Regions from separate parts of the Homo sapiens genome. Here region 1 is linked to region 2. A link is a loop called in an ENCODE intact Hi-C map of the cell type or tissue named here. Cell type or tissue: heart right ventricle. All regions are shown on one strand.

Region 1 (2,500 bases), 110 kb before region 2:
ATGATCGTGTTCCACCAGCATGTCCACCCTCCAACCATGTTCCCCAAGAAGGCACCCCTTAGTGGCCAATCCCATGAGAGTTAATCATTCTGTATATTGAACTTTCCCTATTCCCATTCCTGTGTGGTTTCTCTCTCCTGATTGGACCCGGACTGAGGCACATGGCAAAGGCAAAAAGAAAGGCACCTTGTGAAGCTTCCTAATGCTTCCAGGAGGAGCAGCACCCCCTGCCCCCAGAAGCTAGATGAGCTCAGGGGGCCTGGAGTCCCTCTCCCCCAGCCCCAGAGTGGAGTGGGCTTGCAGACTCCCTCAGGAGGTGCTCGGGCCCCTGCCCCCAGCCCCTAGCTGTCATTTCCCACTCCAACTATTATTCCATTAATATTCACCACTTCCTCCCCACTCTCTTCCTCCAGCTGTTCCCACAGGCTCCATTATTCAAACTTTGGGGGAGGAAATCAGGGCTGGACAGATCATCAACTGCTGCTGCTGACAGACTGTGTTCCTGCCATGATGGGGACAGGCCTGCCCCAAACCAGGGTGGAGTGAAGGGGTCAGCCCAGGCTTAGTGGGAGCCCCTTAGTCTTACCCCATGTCTTGGGAGGTCTTCAGAGAGCTGATGCAGTCCCAACAGCAGGGGCCCCTGGAGGGCAGGGATGCAAACACAGGCAGACACCCCCTCCTGCCCCAAGGGGCTGGATGTGAGTGTTCCTGGAGTCACAGTGCCGCTGGGGGAGGGGAGGGGCCCGGGGTGAGGCTGGCTCCAGGCCGGAGGTTGGGGGTAAGGTAGGAACAGATTCCCACGCTGCTGGGCAGGCAGCCCGGGTGCCGAGAGGGATGGAGGAGGTACAGGGGATCAGCTTAGCTCCCGGGGTTCCCCGTGGGCCCCACCCCGTCACCCTCTATTGCCCTTGAAGCTCCAGTCTTTTCCTCTCCTGTTCTTCCCCTTGGCTCCCTCTCCGCCTCTGCCTGGGTCTGGCTCGGAAGCCTGAGTCCCTCCCCTCTGCCCTCCACCTGCCTCTCTCAACCTCTCTTTCCCCATGAGCACCCCACAGGGCTTCCGCAACCCCTTATCTTTCTCGCCATCTCCATTTCCCTCCCCCTCTCCCTCCTGGCCACCTTCCCACTTGCCCGTCTTCTCTCTCTCTCCCCCTCAGCTCTCTCCATCGCCTGTCTCACCCCAGTTCTCCTCTCTCTGCTCCCTGGCCGTCTCTTCCCTCTCCACAATGTCTCTGTCTCTCCTTCTCCTCACCAGCCCCGTTCCCCCCACCTCACCCTGACTGGGCAGCAACAACAAACATCCCTCTGGCAGGCCCGCCGATCCCTTCCCACTCAGCACATTCACTGCCGCCTCCTGGCCATGGGTGCAGCCGGGCGCCAGCCTCTCAGCCTCCCCATCTCTGCCTCAGTGGGACCCTGCCTCGCCCTGGTCACTCTAACACTCCCCAGCCCAGGCCCAGCCTTCAGCCCCACCCTCCCTGGCACCCCCTGGCCCTGGTTCTCCCCTCCCAGGCCTCACAAAGCCCCCGTCTTGTTTCTGTGGCTGCCCCCTGCACCCTTCCCAGCTGTCTCACCAGAAACCAGCCCTAACACGCCAGAGCCCCATCTCTCAGGTCGGCCTCCTGCCCTCCTCCCTCCCTCCCTCCCTCCCTCTCTCCTGCCTCAGCCCCGCCCCGGCCCCTGGGGCCCTCCCTGCTCCCGCTCCACTCCCCTCCCCGCCCCTCTGGACTGGCTGGGCAGGGCTGGGCCCCGCCGGTCGACAACACAGGGGCTGGGGCAGGCAGATCAGAGGGAGCTGAGGGAGGCCTGACCTGAGGCCGGCACCCGGAGCTGGCGGGAGCCAGACCCAGAGGTAAAAAAGCATGGGATCCCTGGTTCCCCAGTCCCTGGGGTTGGGGTGTTGCGGGAGGCAGGCTGGGTTTCTAACCCCAGGGAGCTAGGAATCCCGCTCCTGATTTCCTGGTGAGGGCAATAAATGGAGGGAGAGGGAGGAGATAGACGGCAAGGTCCCTTGTCCTGGATGGAGACAGGGAAGAGGTAGACCCTTGGGCTTTTAGGAAGGTGGAAGCATTTGGACGGAGTGGGAAGAACAGGGTGCTGGTACGGGATTGGAATGGGGGACTCCTAGGTCTAGGAATAAGGACCAACGAGGTCCCTGGGTCAGGGGAGCTGTTTAGGATCTGGGACCGAGAGAATCTGTTATGGGGGTTGGCGGGGACTATGGGAGATTGTGAAGCTGTCTGCCTGGGGCCTGGCTGGGCCCTCTCTGGAGGCCCATCCCCACACCCCAATGGCCTCCGTGGCTCCCCTGTGGCTCCCTTGTAGCTCCCGCGGCCGCCCCTTCCCTGGGCCGGGTCATGCGCTGCCCCAAGTGCCTTCTCTGCCTGTCAGCACTGCTCACACTCCTGGGCCTCAAAGTGTACATCGAGTGGACATCCGAGTCCCGGCTCAGCAAGGCCTACCCCAGCCCTCGGGGCACCCCGCCAAGCCCCACGCCAGCCAA
Region 2 (2,500 bases):
AAAGACAGAAAGAGACAGAAAGAAGCCCAGACAGACACCAAGAAAGACAGAGGCAGGAGACAGGGTGGGAGAGATGAGAAAGGGAACCCCAGAAACAGTGGGGGTGGGGGTTGTCTGAGATGAGACTAGACCCAGTGAGATGGTGGTGTGTGTGGGTTGTGGGGCACTGCCCTGATGTCCCCCTAGAGAAAGGGTCACTGAGCAGGCCTGGAATCAGCTGCCTTGTTGGGGATGGGGATGGGGCAGGCGGTGGGAAGGGTGGCGGCCATCAGTCCCCATCCAGCTCTGGGCTGGGCGCATCCTCAGGTTCTTCCTCATCAAAGTACCTCTCCTCCTCATCCCGTGCCACGATGTCGAGGTTGTCGAAGTCGGGGTTGTCGTCTACTGTGCTGCAGGAGGAGGAGGCTGTCAAGGACTGGGTCTCCCTGGGACCCTCGGATGCCCAGGTCAAAGGCCTGGGGCACCCTGATGTCAAAGGCCATGTGCTGGCAGCCGTCAGAGCTGACCCTCCCAAGGGAGATAGTGTTTAAAACTCTCAGGGTTTAAAACTCAAGGGAACATTTTCCAAATCAGAGTTTGCACAAAAACTCTGGGCTGGGCATGGTGGCTCATGCCTGCAATCCCAGCACTATGGGAGGCCAAGGCAGGAAGATGGCTTGAGCCCAGCAGTTGGAGCCCTGGGCAACAAAGGGAGACCCTGTCTCTACAAAAAAATTGAAAAAGTAGCCAGGCGTGGTGGTGAGCACCTGTAGTCCCAGCTTACTCAGTTGGCTGAGGCGGGAGGCTCACTTCAGGCCAGGAGGTCAAGGCTGCGGTGAGCTATGATCAAACCACCACATTCCAGCCTGGGTGACAAAGGAGACCCTGTCTAAAAAAAACCCCAAAGCTCTAGTTTTTCTTAAAAAGCTGTAAAATGTGGCGACACATGGGCTTACATTCTCAAGCAGGCAGTGGCTCTCAACAAAGAACCACTTGGGGGTAATTTTGCCCCCACGGCATTTTGACATTTTGACGTCATCACTGGGGGCTTGCTACTGCCCTCCAGTGGATAGAGGCCGGGATTAGCCAGAGCTGACCACAGGCAGGACAGCTGCCCATGCCCTAAGGCAGCAAGTAAACCCAGCAGCACGCACTTGGGTTGCCAAGCCTAGCTTGATTTGGCCACTCAGAGATCTCCTACCCCCTTGCGACCCCTTGCGACTGCTCCAGCCCCTTCTGCCCCTTGGTGCTGCTGGGGGCTCTGGCACCTACTATGGCCTCTGCCAGGAATGCTCCTCCCACTTCCTGCAGGCCTTTGCTGTCAGCCCCTCAGAGAGGCCTTCCCTAGCCACCCTGTCACTCCCCTCCCACTGCTTCACTTTTCCTCATGGCCCCATCACCATGAAGTGCTAGAAAATTCTAGATCTTCCTCACTAGAGTGGGACCCCTTTTCAGGCAGGGAAGCCTTTCGTTGGTTTTGGTCCCCGCCTTATCCCCAGAGCCTGTGGACATCACAGATGCTCAGCACATGCCAACTGAATGCACGGATGGGGGACACGTCGGGGCCACTGCTGCCCTCCCGAGGCAACACACTGTGGTCCCTGCCACCCCCAATTTCCTCCTGGGCCCTGGCTTGGGAACAGCAGTGATGCCTGCTGAATGAGGGTCCCCATGGTCCAGGCCCTCTGCTCACCACTTTGCGTGCAGGAACTGGGGCTCTGAGCAGGCCTGCCTGGCTGGAAGTGGAGCAGCCAGATTCCATTCAAGAGCCAGGGATCCCAGAATGGGAGGAGGCTCTGGTGACCATGGCTGGGCCCCACGGCAGGGGCAATCACAATTCCCACTTTCCTGATGAGCCCACCTCAGGACGGACGTAGGGTCCGCTTATGTGTGGTCACACATTTCACATGTCATCGGGGCTGGATGTGAAACCAAGGAGGGTCCTCTGCTGCTGGGCCCAGTGTTTGGGACCACAAGGCAAAGCTACCTTAAATGACAAAACCAATCTTTGACTGACACATCACTCTCCTGGGTCCTTTTCCAAAGCAGGTGGCCCACGTGTCTCAGCCCTGGGGTGCTACTGGAGAAATGAACAACTGTAACTGTGGGGGCAGCCAGTGCAGGCCCCTCCATGCCGGGCATGAACTTTGCCAGGGGTTACTTCCTGCAGCATGAGGAGGTCCAAGGTGAAGCGGAAGAGGTTGGGCTTCCTAGGGAGACTTGGGGGGCTTGGGGTAGTAGCCTCTGCCATTGCCAGGAGGGAAGTGTTTCAGGGTTTCATTGATACTGAGCTATATGTCATCCCTGTCCATCCCCTGCCTTAGAGGTGAGGAGACTGAGGGTCTGAGATGGACAAGGCTAGTCCGAGGTCACCCAGCCTCTTCCTTTGGCTGTTCAACCCCACATCCTGGAACTGTTTTGGGGCCTTGTAGCTCCACAAAGGGAGACCCCCACAGCTTGTTAAGGGCTCTGCATGTGACCAAAGGCCGTGGGATGCTGGGCTGGGGGATGGGGAGGTGGA

What was found. Peaks named below come from ENCODE experiments on the same cell type or tissue, not always from the same donor. Only the 100,000 strongest peaks of a DNase experiment are listed, where the experiment ranks them.
Region 1: it touches region 2 in a loop (3-fold over the local background); 31 of 110 quality-filtered maps call a loop at or near these places.

The regions. Positions count from the first base shown.
Region 1 is chr19:41,426,633-41,429,132 of GRCh38, reverse strand. B3GNT8 (UDP-GlcNAc:betaGal beta-1,3-N-acetylglucosaminyltransferase 8) reads left to right here and starts at 1,759. Exons shown (of 2, transcript NM_001385648.2): 1 at 1,759-1,849; 2 at 2,323-2,500. The coding sequence starts at 2,355. RefSeq lists silencers at 1,439-1,588, 1,609-1,718. In heart right ventricle, a CTCF peak has its summit at 1,379 (motif pointing left); DNase peaks (open chromatin) are centred at 755, 1,692 and 2,366; H3K4me3 peaks cover 2,344 bases; H3K27ac peaks cover 2,500 bases.
Region 2 is chr19:41,320,484-41,322,983 of GRCh38, reverse strand. It overlaps CCDC97 (coiled-coil domain containing 97), which reads right to left. Exons shown (of 5, transcript NM_052848.3): 5 at 1-389. The coding sequence ends at 269. Among named protein-coding and RNA genes, the nearest start is that of CCDC97, 12 kb to the right of the region's middle. RefSeq lists silencers at 1-417, 586-880, 966-1,260 and an enhancer at 2,315-2,500. In heart right ventricle, a CTCF peak has its summit at 1,034 (motif pointing left); a DNase peak (open chromatin) is centred at 1,066; H3K27ac peaks cover 2,020 bases.